Regions from separate parts of the Mus musculus genome. Here region 1 is linked to region 2. The links are chromatin contacts, found by Hi-C or POLR2A ChIA-PET in ENCODE. All regions are on one chromosome and are shown on one strand. Each heading gives the region's core, a stretch centred on a gene start or an enhancer-like site at or near the end of the contact. The rest is flanking DNA. Distances are from core to core; before and after follow the strand shown. Region 1 holds the start of Sertad1 (SERTA domain containing 1). Region 2 holds the start of Coq8b (coenzyme Q8B).

What was found. Hi-C counts contacts between places; a loop is a spot of excess contacts on that map. ChIA-PET counts read pairs that join two places held with the same protein, here RNA polymerase II (POLR2A).
Region 1: a loop to region 2 is called in a map of left cerebral cortex, with 4 times the contacts of the local background. The contact joins the promoter of Sertad1 here to the promoter of Coq8b in region 2. A Hi-C loop is called at or near these places in 1 of 37 maps with a recorded cell type or tissue (left cerebral cortex). POLR2A ChIA-PET finds 5 or more read pairs at or near these places in 2 of 5 experiments (Patski and embryonic stem cell).

Annotation. Positions count from the first base shown.
Region 1 is chr7:27,484,554-27,490,764 of GRCm38, forward strand. Sertad1 (SERTA domain containing 1) reads left to right here and starts at 2,400. Exons shown (of 2, transcript NM_018820.4): 1 at 2,400-2,525; 2 at 4,700-5,761. The coding sequence starts at 4,703. The coding sequence ends at 5,413. Gm38972 (a long non-coding RNA gene) reads right to left here and starts at 2,407. Exons shown (of 5, transcript XR_881906.2): 1 at 2,172-2,407.
Region 2 is chr7:27,231,308-27,237,799 of GRCm38, forward strand. It overlaps Coq8b (coenzyme Q8B), which reads left to right and starts at 1,706. Exons shown (of 15, transcript NM_133770.2): 1 at 1,706-1,866; 2 at 2,158-2,265; 3 at 2,395-2,514; 4 at 2,634-2,700; 5 at 6,071-6,148. The coding sequence starts at 2,161.

The DNA.
Region 1 (6,211 bases), core at 1,150-3,649, 250 kb after region 2:
AAGACAGAGTTTCTCTGTGTTGTACTGCAACTAACTCTGAAGACCAGGCTGTCCTTGAACTCACAGAAATCTGCATATCCCTGCTTCCCAAATGCTGGGTTTAAAGGTATTCGCCACCACACCCAGTTTAGTTTGTTTTCTAAAGAAAGATAAGGCTTAAGGATTGAAGAGAAGGCTTACTGGTTAGGAGCACTGACTGCTCTCCCAGAAGATCTGGGTTCAGTTCACACCTGTCCTTAACCCTCACATAGATAGACATACATGCAGGCAAAACACCAATGCACATAAAATAAAAATAGTTAAATAGAGCCAGGCAGTGGTGGCTCACACCTTTAATCCCAGCATTTGGGAGGCAGAGGCAAGCGGATTTCTGAGTTCGAGGCCAGCCTGGTCTACAGAGTGAGTTCCAGGACAGCCAGGGCTCCACAGAGAAACCCTGCCTCAGAAAAAAAAAAAAAAAAGTTAAATAGAAGATAGTGCTTGAACCTTTATTGGTTACATAATAGATCTTCTAAAAGATTTATCTTAGGGGGCTGGTGAGATGGCTCAGTGGGTGAGAGCACCCGACTGCTCTTCCGAAGGTCCAGAGTTCAAATCCCAGCAACCACATGAAGATTTATCTTACTTTGTATACATAGGTGTTTTACCTACATGTCTGCCTATGTACCACATATGTGCCTGGAACCCACAAAAGCCAGAATAGGGCATCTGGAATTATATTGTTGGGACTCCTATGTAGGTGCTAGGAATCAAACCCATGTCTTCTGGAAGACCAGACAGTAGTCTTAACAGTTTAACCACCTCTCCAGCTTCACAGACTAGCTCTTTGTTGATTGACTGTTTGTTTGTTTGTTTCTCCACACATGGTTTCTCTGTAGCCCTGGAGACAGAACTCAGCTTGTCACTTAGCAGCACCAGTGTCTTTACCCACTGAGCCACCTCCTCAGCCCAGCATTCTACTGTTTGGATTTGTGTTTGTGCTTGTTTGGCTGTTTATGTAGTACGTGTATCGAGTGACTGAGAAAGTCAGAATAGGGTGTTGGATCTTCTAAAACTACAGTTATAGGCAGTCATGAGCTGCCATGTGGGTGCTGAACTGAACCTGAACCAGGAGCCGAGCCTGGTCCTCTGCAAGAGCAACAAGTACTCTTAGCCACTGAGCCACCTCTCCAGCCCTTAATGTTCTACTCTTAGTAAATCATCAGGCTATTTTACTTTATTTTATTTTTCAGTGCTGTAACCAAGTGCAGGTGTTTAACATGCTGAAATGTGAGGCAAGCACTCTTTCACTAAACTGTACCTTTCCAAACATATTTTAAGAATAGCTGAAGGCCAGGTGTGGAGCGCAGGCCTTTAACCCCAGCTCTCAGGAGGCAGAGGTTAGTGAATCTCTGAGTTAGAGGCCGCCTGGTCTATAGATTGAGTTACAGGACAATCATGGCTGTTGCCCAGAAAAACCCTGTCTCAAAATAAACGAAAACCCAAAACCAAGACAAAGAGACAAACAAAAACATACACAAAAACTAAACTAAAACCCAACTAACCAAACAACCAAAAAAAAAAAAAAAAAGAATATTAGGTGTGGCATAAGTCTCTGGTTCCAGTCACTGACAGGCTGAGGAGGGTTGGTTGCTCTGTTTCCCAGGCTAACTTGGGCAAGTTAGTGAAACTGTCGCAAAAAAAAAAAAAAAAAAAAAAAAAAGTTCGTCGGTTTTTTTTGCTAGTTTGTTTTGTTTTGTTTTGTTTTGTTTTAAGACAGGATCTCACTCTGAGGTCCAGGCTGGATTCAAATCCACTAAGTAGTCCGGCTGCAAACTCAAAGCAATCCCCCATACTTTAGTTTTCCCATACTGGGGTTATGGGTGTGAACAACCACGCCCCGCAGGAAATTATTTTCAGGGACTTAAACTGCTGCCCAAAGTCACACAGCTCCTCCGGAACTGATGCCCAGGACGTGACTCTGGTGTCGTTCCGTCCCCCCCTTACTCCCGTCTTTAATCATAGTAGAATCCAGTTGTCTCACTGTATTGAGTCCAGTATCCTAAGCCCTACTGAGAAAACTGTTAATTTTGTAACTCTCAAGAAGTAGGTCCTCTTCCAGAAGTCATACAGTTTTCTAAAATAACACATGAAGTGACAGGCCTGTACTTTTTAAAGTACAAAACCCCTACCTGTCATCGCCCCACAAGGGAAATCGCTACCAGAGCTGTCCCTTCGCTCAGGCAGTCCTCCTGGGCATGCGCTTTAGGGACAACCTCCCCCCTCCTTCTGGAACGGCCCCGCTCAGGCTCCGCCCACCACCACCAACGAGAGCCGATCCCTGAGCTGCAGGGCGGGGCTGCCACGCGAGTGGGCGGGAACTAGGGATAGTCGAGTGTCTGGAGTCGTGCGCCGGAGTCAGAACTGCGCCTACCGTCCCAGGTGTCGGTTGCTGGAGCAGAACAAGCTAGCGATGCTACGGCAGCCGCTTCCTGATTGGCTGCGTGTGGCTCCCTCTTCGTTCTGATTGGCCGCGAGTGATCTGTGTATGTAAATGAAGGGGCCTGGTGGGGAAAGACGGGGGTACGGGGGGCCGGGTTCTTTAGGGTGTTCGATACCTCAGCTAGGTAGATGGTGGCCGGGGCTGACCGGGATCGAGCGCCCAGGGCCTGTATGTGTCGCCCGCCCGGGCCGGGCTGGGTGAATCACGTCGGAGCCCGAGAAGGGGGCGGAGGCGCCGGCTCCCTGGCTCCGGCTGCGTGACTCACCCGCCCCCGCCGCCGCCGCTCCGGGAGGAGCCGCCTCCGCTGCCTTCCGGAAGCGAGGGAAGGCCGGGCTCACTGAGCGGCCCGCGGGGGTCGCGGCTCGCTGTGGCCCGGGAGGGACAGGCGGTACCCTGGGGAATCTAAAGGATCCCGGGGTCACTGGGGCCGGAGTCCCCGGGGGAGCCCAGGTTGGAGTACCGCTAGGGGGCGCCGGGACTCGGGGGGGCGGAGTCGGGGTGGGGGCTGAATTCCTGCGGTTCCCGGCTCCCGGGTCTTCAGCGAAAAGGGCAAAGACTGGATTTTTAGTGTCTTGCTAGGTCTAGGCAGCGTCCCCGGGACTGAGACCCTGCGGCCTTTATGCCCCCGTTAGATTAGGCTAGGGGCTTCAAACTCTAGTCCTCTTGGAAGAAAGTACCGATTTTCAAACTTCTGTCAATGACTTACTCCCGCGGCCCTTCAGGGTTTCCCTTGTCTCTCTCTTTCCTCAATAAGTTCGGGACCCTTACTTCCTTGAGTGACTACTAACAGCTTAGGCTTTAAACCCAAGCGGCCAGCATCCCAGTGAGTACAGCAGTCGGAAGGCAGGCAGTTCAGGCCCACTTCTATCTCCAAACCTACACACACACACACACACACACACACACACACACACACACACACACATGATGCTGCCCCGCCACCGATCTTTCCCCAGGCAGCAGCTACCGGGGATCCTCTAGAGACCTTGCCAACTAACGTCACCATTCATCTTCCTGCCTAGACCCTACCCTCCATGACTCTGTCCTGACACTCTGAAAATCCAAGCCTCCTATTCCTGCCCGCGCCTCCTCCTGCTTGCTCCCCACCCCCACCGGGACTCCTACTGTGTCACACTCTCTGCGCCTGCTCCTAGTGTGTGGTGGCCTTCTTTTTTTTTTTTTTTTTAAACTCCCCAGTTCAGGTTTACCTCTCTCTGTCTTCCTTTGGCTCTTTCAGGAAAGCCTGGCCCTGCTTCTCCATAGCCTACAGTGCAAACAGCAGGACTCAGCTTCAATGTACTTATCTTTCTTAGAAAAACCTGCCTTGACTACCTCCCAGGATGGCATCTTCCTACCACTTTCTGTACATTTGACCATAGAGTTCCATGCATAGCAGATACTCTGTATTGAACTGTGTAAGATGGCTGTATTTGTAATCAAGGAATGGAACACACCTGTAATCCTAACCCCTTGGGAGACTGAGACAGGAGGATTGCCTGGAATGGCTGGTCAGCCCGGACTACAGTGTGGGGCCCTGTCTCAAAAGAGCAAAACCAAAGAGTGCTTATAAATAAGAACTAGTGATGTGGTTTTAGAGCTTGCTGTTCCTACAAAGGACCTGATTTCAGTTCCCAGTACTCACATCTGATGGCGTACAGTTACTTTAAAATCAGCTCCAGGGATTCCAGCAGCTGGCTTCTTTGGACATCTGCACGCTCATGCGCGCACACACACAAACACAAAAATGTAAAATAAAAGTAAAATTTCAAGTACTAATGACCATGTTGCAAGGGCTTTTTGTTCCTTTAATCTAATCTGTAGTAGCAACTTATAACAGAATGCTGTCTGTATCTCAGAAGCTCACTGAGGACGCTGAGAATATAACTCAGTTGGTAGAATGTTTGCCTTACATGCAGGAGGCCCAGGAAGTTCCATCCCCAGCATCAAATACACCAAGTATGGTGGCACACACCTGTAATCCCAGCGCTGGGAAGGGGAAGAAGGGAAGAGCAGAAGCTGCCTACATAGCACGTTTGGGGGCAGGTCAGCCTGAGTTACACGGGACCCTGTCCCGTTAGAAACAAATAAGAATTTGCTTAGAAAACCTAGACCTGGAGGTTAATCGACTGGTCAGGATCCCACAGACAGCAGTTGTCAGAGCTGGGTGTGAACTGAGTATTGGCTTCCCATAACTGAATGGCTCCTTCCTCCCTGCAGAGGATGCTGAGCAAAGGTCTGAAGCGCAAGCGGGAGGAGGAGGAGACGATGGAAGCCCTCTCCGTGGACTCGTGCTGGTTGGATCCGAGCCACCCGGCAGTGGCGCAGACCCCGCCGACGGTGGCTTCTAGCTCCCTCTTTGACCTCTCAGTGGTCAAGCTCCACCACAGCCTGCGGCAGAGCGAGCCGGACCTCCGGCACCTGGTGCTTGTGGTGAACACACTGAGGCGCATCCAGGCGTCCATGGAACCCGCACCTGTCCTGCCGCCTGAGCCCATCCAGCCCCCAGCCCCTTCTGTGGCAGACAGCCTTCTGGCTAGCTCAGATGCTGGCCTCTCAGCCTCCATGGCCAGCCTCCTGGAAGATCTCAACCACATTGAGGACCTGAACCAGGCCCCCCAACCCCAAGCAGATGAGGGGCCTCCAGGCCGCTCCATCGGGGGGATCTCACCCAACCTGGGTGCCTTGGACTTGCTAGGCCCAGCCACTGGCTGTCTGCTGGACGATGGACTGGAGGGCCTGTTTGAGGACATCGATACCTCCATGTACGACAGTGAACTTTGGTTACCAGCCTCTGAGGGTCTCAAGCCCGGCCCTGAGAATGGCCCAGCCAAGGAGGAGCCTCCAGAGTTGGATGAGGCGGAGTTGGACTACCTCATGGATGTACTAGTAGGCACACAGGCACTGGAAAGGCCACCAGGGCCTGGGCGCTGACCCTTAGGACCCAGGGAGAATTGACTTGGATCTGAGTTGAGCCTGGTGGTGACACCAACCCACTTTGACACGACACAGGTGGCGTCCCCTCACAGAGGAGAGCCAGGGTCACTTTGGAGAGACTGTACTGAGTCCTGGGAACTTCACATCCATCCACCTGTCTTGACCAGTGAAGGAGTTGGAAATGAGCCCCGAGTGGTGAAATGACAGGGCCCAGTGACAGTAATGGTGTTTGGGCCAGGCTGGGGTTGAACTGGGATAATAGTTTGGGCTATCCCATCCCATTATCCCCAGTGTGGGAAGAGACCTCATAATTTTTTGAAATTAAAACCAGCTTTGGGAAATACCAAGTGTGTGTGCTTCTTTGCATCTGTGCCGATCAAGGATAAAATAACATCAAACTTGTAATCCCGTGACACTCCCACGGTTATAGTGGAATAAATTGCACTCCCGGTATGAGATATCTTTGAGCAAAGGGTGGGAGCTTTCAGGAGGTCTCTCAAAATAAAACCACTAAGTTTAGTGGAGAGAAGGCAGGACCTTCAGGGGCAGGCAGCTGGCTTTCCATCTAGAAGCTATCCAGGTCCGGGCAAGCCGGGGCCACCTGCCTGCCTGAGCGGAGCATTGGGCCTGGCCGGAGCCGGGTGTCTGCGGCCGCCCCCGCGGTCCAGCTGCATTCCTGGCCTGGCTGGGAGGGGCCGCACACTCACAGCCCTGGCACGGGACCCAGGCTGCGTCCTTCCTGGCGGCCGTGGGGGCAGGGCAGGGCAGGGCCCCGAGAGCGGAAGGATGGTGGGG
Region 2 (6,492 bases), core at 456-2,955:
TGCTGTATCACTGACATATACCTGCAGCTCCATGCTTTCCTCTTATTTATTTTGAGGTAGGGTCTCAAGTAGCCCAGTCTAGCCTCAAAACCAAGGATAGCCTTAAATTCTTGCTTTCCCCGCCTCTTTCTTCCAAATGCAGGGATTATAGACATGCACCACCATGGCTGCCTTCATGATCCCAGTGTACCAGGGAGAGCTTTGAGTTCAAGTTCTACCCTTTCCTTGCCCTTGTTTATGTCATCTGCAATGAACTCAGATACATGGAGTTTGTGGTGCGAGGCCACTGTGAGCAGTGGCCCTGTGGGATTATCCACTGAGGTGATTTTTCAGCCTGTCCCTTATGGCAAGCAGCCTGCAGCTCCTGAGTCAGACCCTCACCTTTGGAAGAGGACTGGAGGTGCTTTCAATCTTGAAATTGAGTCACCCATTGGAGGGACATTGGGCACAGGCCCAAGGTTTCAGGATGAGTCATCTCTTCATAGGCTAATAAGAAGTCAGATACGGGAACCCACCTCAGACATCATACAAGTTAGAGAACATGAGGTCCAGAGAAGGAGGAGGGCTCTTCTGAGGTCACACAGTAAAGGGACAGACTTTCCCAACAAAGGGGGTGGGGCTAGACAGCGACAGTAGGGTGCCGTGAGGAACACATCTCTTCAATTGTGGGAAAGATGTCCCAGCCACCAGCTGTTTCTATTCCAGACAGCAAGAGGAGTGAGTCAATTTTCTCTCATGCCAAGGCTCCTGACTCAGCGCTGGGAATCTTGACTGAGTGTGTTCTGGGAAATGTCAGGCCTTAAGGAAGCAGGGTTCCCACTGAGGGCCATCTCCTAAGTAGGCAGAGTGGAGAGTAGACTGCAGGAGGGAACACCGGCACAGTATGCCGCCAAGGGGAGTCATGGTGAAGGCAGAGAAGAGTTCCTAAGCAAGGCAGTGGATTTATATGTGCCAGGAAGGAGGCTGGGTGCCAGGACGTGGGTGTTGGTACAAAGTGGAGAGGCTCCATGTGCAAGGGAAATGTTTGCTTGGAAGAATATGTGTTTAAAGATTTCTGGGGTTGGGGCTGGCGAGATGGCTCAGCGGGTAAGAGCACTGACTGCTCTTCCAGAGGTCCTGAGTTCAATTCCCAGCATCCACATGGTGGCTCGCAACCATCTGTAATGGGATCTGATGCCCTTTTCTGGGGTGTCTGAAGACAGCTACACTGTACTTACATATAATAAATAAATAAATCTTAAAAAAAAAAAGATTTCTAGGGTTGTGGCTCAGTGGTCAAGAATCGTCCCTGGAATGCACAAGGCCCTGGATTCGTGCATCCGTGGTGGCAGGGGTTGGGGGAGGATGTCCAAATACATAGGATAGATTTTGAGCTTGGCAGGCGGAAATGTAAGTGGATATAATGGTTCAGACCTGCAATTTCAGCAGGTGGGAAGTGGACGCAAGAAGAGAGAGACAGAGAGAGAGACAGAGAGACAGAGACAAAGAGGGACAGAGAGGGACAAAGGAGGGTAGAAGAATTCTGTCAAGAAGGACCATTGGTCAGTACAATGAGCTCACGTGCGCACCGACTAACACAGAAGACCCACAGAGCCTTAGCCTAGGTTCCACCCCTTGCCACGCCTCCTCAGCGGGGTGAGTTTTTGCAAACGTCGGCGAGCTGCTGTGCTACCATTGGCTAGCTGATCAAAGGGGGCGGGTGTGCGGACGTTCCCGGAAGCTTAAGAGGCCCAGCGGGTGCTAGACCTGGAGCCTAAACCTGGTGGACTGGGTGCTTAGCAACGGGGGAGGTGCCCCGTAACGGGGTCGTAACGGGGTGTCTAGGCAGGGGGCAGCACAGGAATTGTGAATGCTTAACAGCCCAGGGTAAGGCGATGCCTAGCAACGAAAGGGGCGCTGAGAAGTAGAGAGTTGTCCTGGCGGCTCTGTGGACGTCTAGCAACGGGAGAGAACCTTAGCAACAGCGAGGAGTTTTGTGGGGATTGGGGAGGCGCTTATGGAAAACTTGAGTTCTTAGCAACGTGGGCGGGCTGGGGGGGGGGGGGTAACTAGAAGAAACCTGGAAATAAAAGGGGAAAAGATATGGGGGTTAGGGGGGCTTTTCCAACAAGAGCGCAAAGCAGGAGGCCCAGTACTGTAATCCTTATTATTTCTTAGGCAATGTGGCTGGAGCTAGGTGCCATGCTGCGCAGGACCTGTGGACCGCTGGGCAGGGCTGTTCGTCTGCCCTGTGGGGGGGCCCTAGGACCTAGGCCCCACTGGTGGGTAAGAGGCTGAGGAGGGGGCCTCCAAGGAAAAGAGGTTGAGGGAAGGGGGGTGGGGAGTAGGTAAAATGATGTAGATGGGTCTAAAAAGGATTAGACCTTCATTCTTTTAAAATCCACTTCTCTGCAGGGGCCATGTAGGAGTTGCTTGGCCCAAAGTGTTCATCAAGACCAGCCTGGAAGAGGCCTCAGTGAAGATGACATTCGCAGGGCACGGGAGGCCCGGCTCAGGAAGGCACCCCGGCCCCAGGTATCATTGCTTCCTCTTCCCCCTCCCCCATGATAGTCTGAGGAAAGTGGCAGCAAGTCTGCAGGGCTTTTCTGCCATCTTGTCCACCTTCCCTACCTCACACCTCTCCTCTTTCTCAGCTGAGTGATCGCTCTCGTGAACGCAAGGTGCCTGCCTCCCGCATCAGTCGCTTGGCCAGCTTTGGGGGTAGGTGTGACCTCGATCAGAGAGAACATTTACAGGTGAAGCAAGGGAAAGGGTGAATCAAAGACAGGGTTAGGAGGGAGAGAGAGACAAGGAAAAACAGAACGTAGACCTTACTGTTTATTGAGAACCTGATGTGAGCAAGGTCTTGTAGGCTAGGCCTGTGTTTATTTCTTCTATTGATGGAGGAGTGGGGGCTGAGAGGTGAGGTGGCAGGACTTTAGGTTCCGCAGCAAGATTGTTCAGACATGTATGAAACAAAAAGTAATGTGTTGCAACCAACCCTCCAAAAAGGAAAGGAGGTGGCCAGGACACCCACCTGGAATTTCAGCAGTTGGGATGTAGGTAGGAGGGAACAGGATGATCAAGGGTTCAAGGTCATTCCTGGCAACATAGAGAGTTTGAGGCCGCCTGTACTACATGAGACCCTGTTTAAAGGAGAGAAAGGTAAAGAAGGGAGAGAGAAAGAGGGAAAGGGCCATTGTAATCCCTGTTCTTGAGAAGCTAACACCGAGAGATTGAAAAGCCAAGCCTGGGAGTGCATGGCTGGAGGCTCAGCTGCCTGCTCGGTTACTACTGTAGGACTGCTTGCACTCACAAATTCAAGACCAGCCTGGCATCACAGACCTTGTCTAGGGAAGAAGGAAAAAGAGAGAGAGGAAAGAAAGAAAATAGCATATAAGAAAATATAATGGGCAGTGGTGGCACACGCCTTTAATCCCAGCACTTGGGAGGCAGAGGCAGGCAGATTTCTGAGTTCGAGGCCAGCCTGGTCTACAAAGTGAGTTCCAGGACAGCCAGGGCTACACGGAGAAACCGTGTCTCGAACACCCACCCCCACTCCCCAAAATATAAATGTTGAATATGGATACATACGTGTTTTTGCTTGTTTGTTTTGTTTTGTTTTTCTAGACAGGGTTTCTCAGTATAGTCCTGGCTGTCCTGGAACTCACTTTGTGCTGGGATTAAAAATAAATAAAATACAAATAAAAAATAAATAATTTTTTTTTTTCGAGACAGGGTTTCTCTGTATAGTCTTGGCTGTCGTGGAACTCACTTTGTAGACCAGGCTGGCCTTGAACTCAGAAATCCGCCTCCCTCTGCCTCCCGGAGTGCTGGGATCAAAGGCATGCGCGCACCATGCCCGGCTCATACGTGTTTATACACATATGATTTGTTTGTTTTTGAAGCAGAGTCTTACCATGCAGCCCTAGCTGGTCTGCAGCTAGGCCGGCCTGGAACTCAGAGATCTGCCTGCCTCTGTCTCCCGAGTGCTGGGATTAAAGGCCTGCACCACTGCACACTCCTAACACTCCCCAGCACAAACATGCTTTTTGTGATGATATCTCCTGTAACCTGGCCTGGCCTCAAAGCCCCAATCCCGACTCCTCCTTCCAAGTGTTTGGATCAGTGTTCATACAGTTGGTGGTTGGTGTGGCCACTCCTGAACCAACAGTGTTAATGCGTTTCGTTCTCACCCCCCCCCCCCTGTGAAACCTGTTTGACAGGAAAGCTCACATCTTGCAGAAAGGGAAACTGAGGCTCAGAGAAGTTAAGTAAACTGCCCTATCATAATATCTGAACTATGGCAACAGATTTTTTTTTCTGTCAGCTTATAAAGGGAAAAAAAACCAAAAAACAAAACCAAAATGAGTTCATATGCAAGTGCAGGAAGTACAGCCCAGTGGTCAGCTCTGACTATATTTTACACATGACAGTTCATGTTGACCTTTGATTTGATGGGTCTTATGTAAAACTTTGTGGAATTTCTTAAAATTAGCAAACCTCACACAGAACAAAACAGGGTGTGTGGTCAGCACATCCTTGCTCAGAGCCAAGTCTGTGTCAATGACTGGCAGGCATGTTACAGCAACACTATGAAATAGCTGGCAAGAATGGGACAGAATGGCTGCAGCTATGCTGGAGAGGGGAGGTCAGACCATAACGAACACGTGAGACACACTGGCAGTCATACAGGAGCACACTGCATACTTGGCAAATGCCAGCTGCATGCTAGAGATGGTGACAGTGAAAGAGTCAAGGTCTGGAATGGTGGCACAGGCCTTTGATCCCAGCACTTGGGCAGAAGCAGGCAGATCTCTGTGAGTTCTAGGCCAACCTGGTCTACATAGCCAGTTTTAAGCCAGCCAGGGCTATACATGAGAGCTTGTCTCCAAAAAGTATATAAGAGGAGAGTGGAAGCAGAAGAGAAAATTAAAGGAGGGAATAAAGAGGAGGCCTGGTCAGTTATAGCAGACTTCATTGAGAGGAAGACATGGGGATGTGTGTCCTGGTCATGGAGAGAGAGGCTGAGAAGACAGAGCACAGCCAGCATTCATGAGGCCCTGGGTTCTGCTCCCAGAACCACAAGTTAAATACACATGTATAATGAATAGGAAATTAAGGGTGGGTATGGTGACATACGCCTAAAATCTCAGCACTTGAGAGGTACAGATAGGAGAATCAGGAGTTGAGGTAACACAGTGTGTTTAAGGCTAGCCTGGGCTACCTAAGCGTGTCAGAAGAAAGGAAGGTTAAGTGTGAGTCATCTCCGATAGTAGCCCCAGCTATTAGGAAAGCTTCAGCAGGGTTACAAGTTCACGGCTAACCTAAACCACATAGCCAGTTCCAGGCCAGGCTGGCCAACTTAGTAAAACACTGTCATAATTATTGTTATTTTTTTTTAATGTTAGTTTTTACATTGTTCTTTTTTTTCTTTTAAGTTTTATTTATTTATTATATGTAAGTACACTGTAGCTGTCTTCAGACACACCAGAAGAGGGTATCAGATTTCGTTACAGGTGGTTATGAACCACCATGTGGTTGCTGGGAATTGACTCAGGACCTCTGGAAGAGCAACCAGTGCTGCTCTTAACTGCTGAGCCTCCTCTCCAGTCCCCATTATTATTATTATTACTATTATTATTATTATTATTATTATTATTATTATTATAGATGCTAAGGATAGGGGGCTGGAGAGATGGTTCAGCTGTTAAGAGCACTGGCGGCTCTTCCAGAGGTCCTGAGTTCAATTCCCAGCACCCACATGGTGGCTCACAACCATCTGTAATGGGATCTGATGCCCTTTTCTGGCATGCAGGTGTGCATGCAGATAGAGCACTCATATGCATAAAATAAATAAATAAATAATTTTTTAAAAAAAAGATGCTAGGGATGTAGAGTTTGGGTAGTTTGTTCCATCGAGAGAACCAGAATGAAAGCGAAGTCAAGCCAAGGTGCAGCTCAGTTAGGAGTGTGCCCGCCTCCCTGTATCTTAGGCAACAGAGGAGCTCGAGACAGCATTAAGCAGACGTGAGAGTCTGTGAGAAGATCCCAGGTAAGCAGGCTCTCAGCTTCCTTTCTTGCTCTTCAGGGCTGGCTGTGGGCTTGGGCCTGGGAGCGCTGGCTGAGGTGACTAAGAAGTCCTTGCCAGGTGGAAGTCTGCAGCATGGTGAGTAGTGACGTCACCTGGTTCATTCAGCTCCTGGCCTTGAGGACTTGGGTAGCGGTAGGGTTTTACTTACTAGTGATGGGTTGTCTTTTCTCTCTCTCTCTCTCTCTTTCTCTCTCTCTCTCTCTCTCTCTCTCTCTCTCTCTCTCTCTCTCTCTGTGTGTGTGTGTGTGTGTGTGTGTGTGTAGTACATTGTTTATCTAGCACACAGACATTACACTGACTAGTTCCCAGGACGCACACCAGGTGGCTCACAACTCCTTGTCCAGGGATTCCAGCTCCCTCTTCTGGCTGTTCCAGATTTTATGCATGCATGAAATGCATTCATGCACACACAGACACAC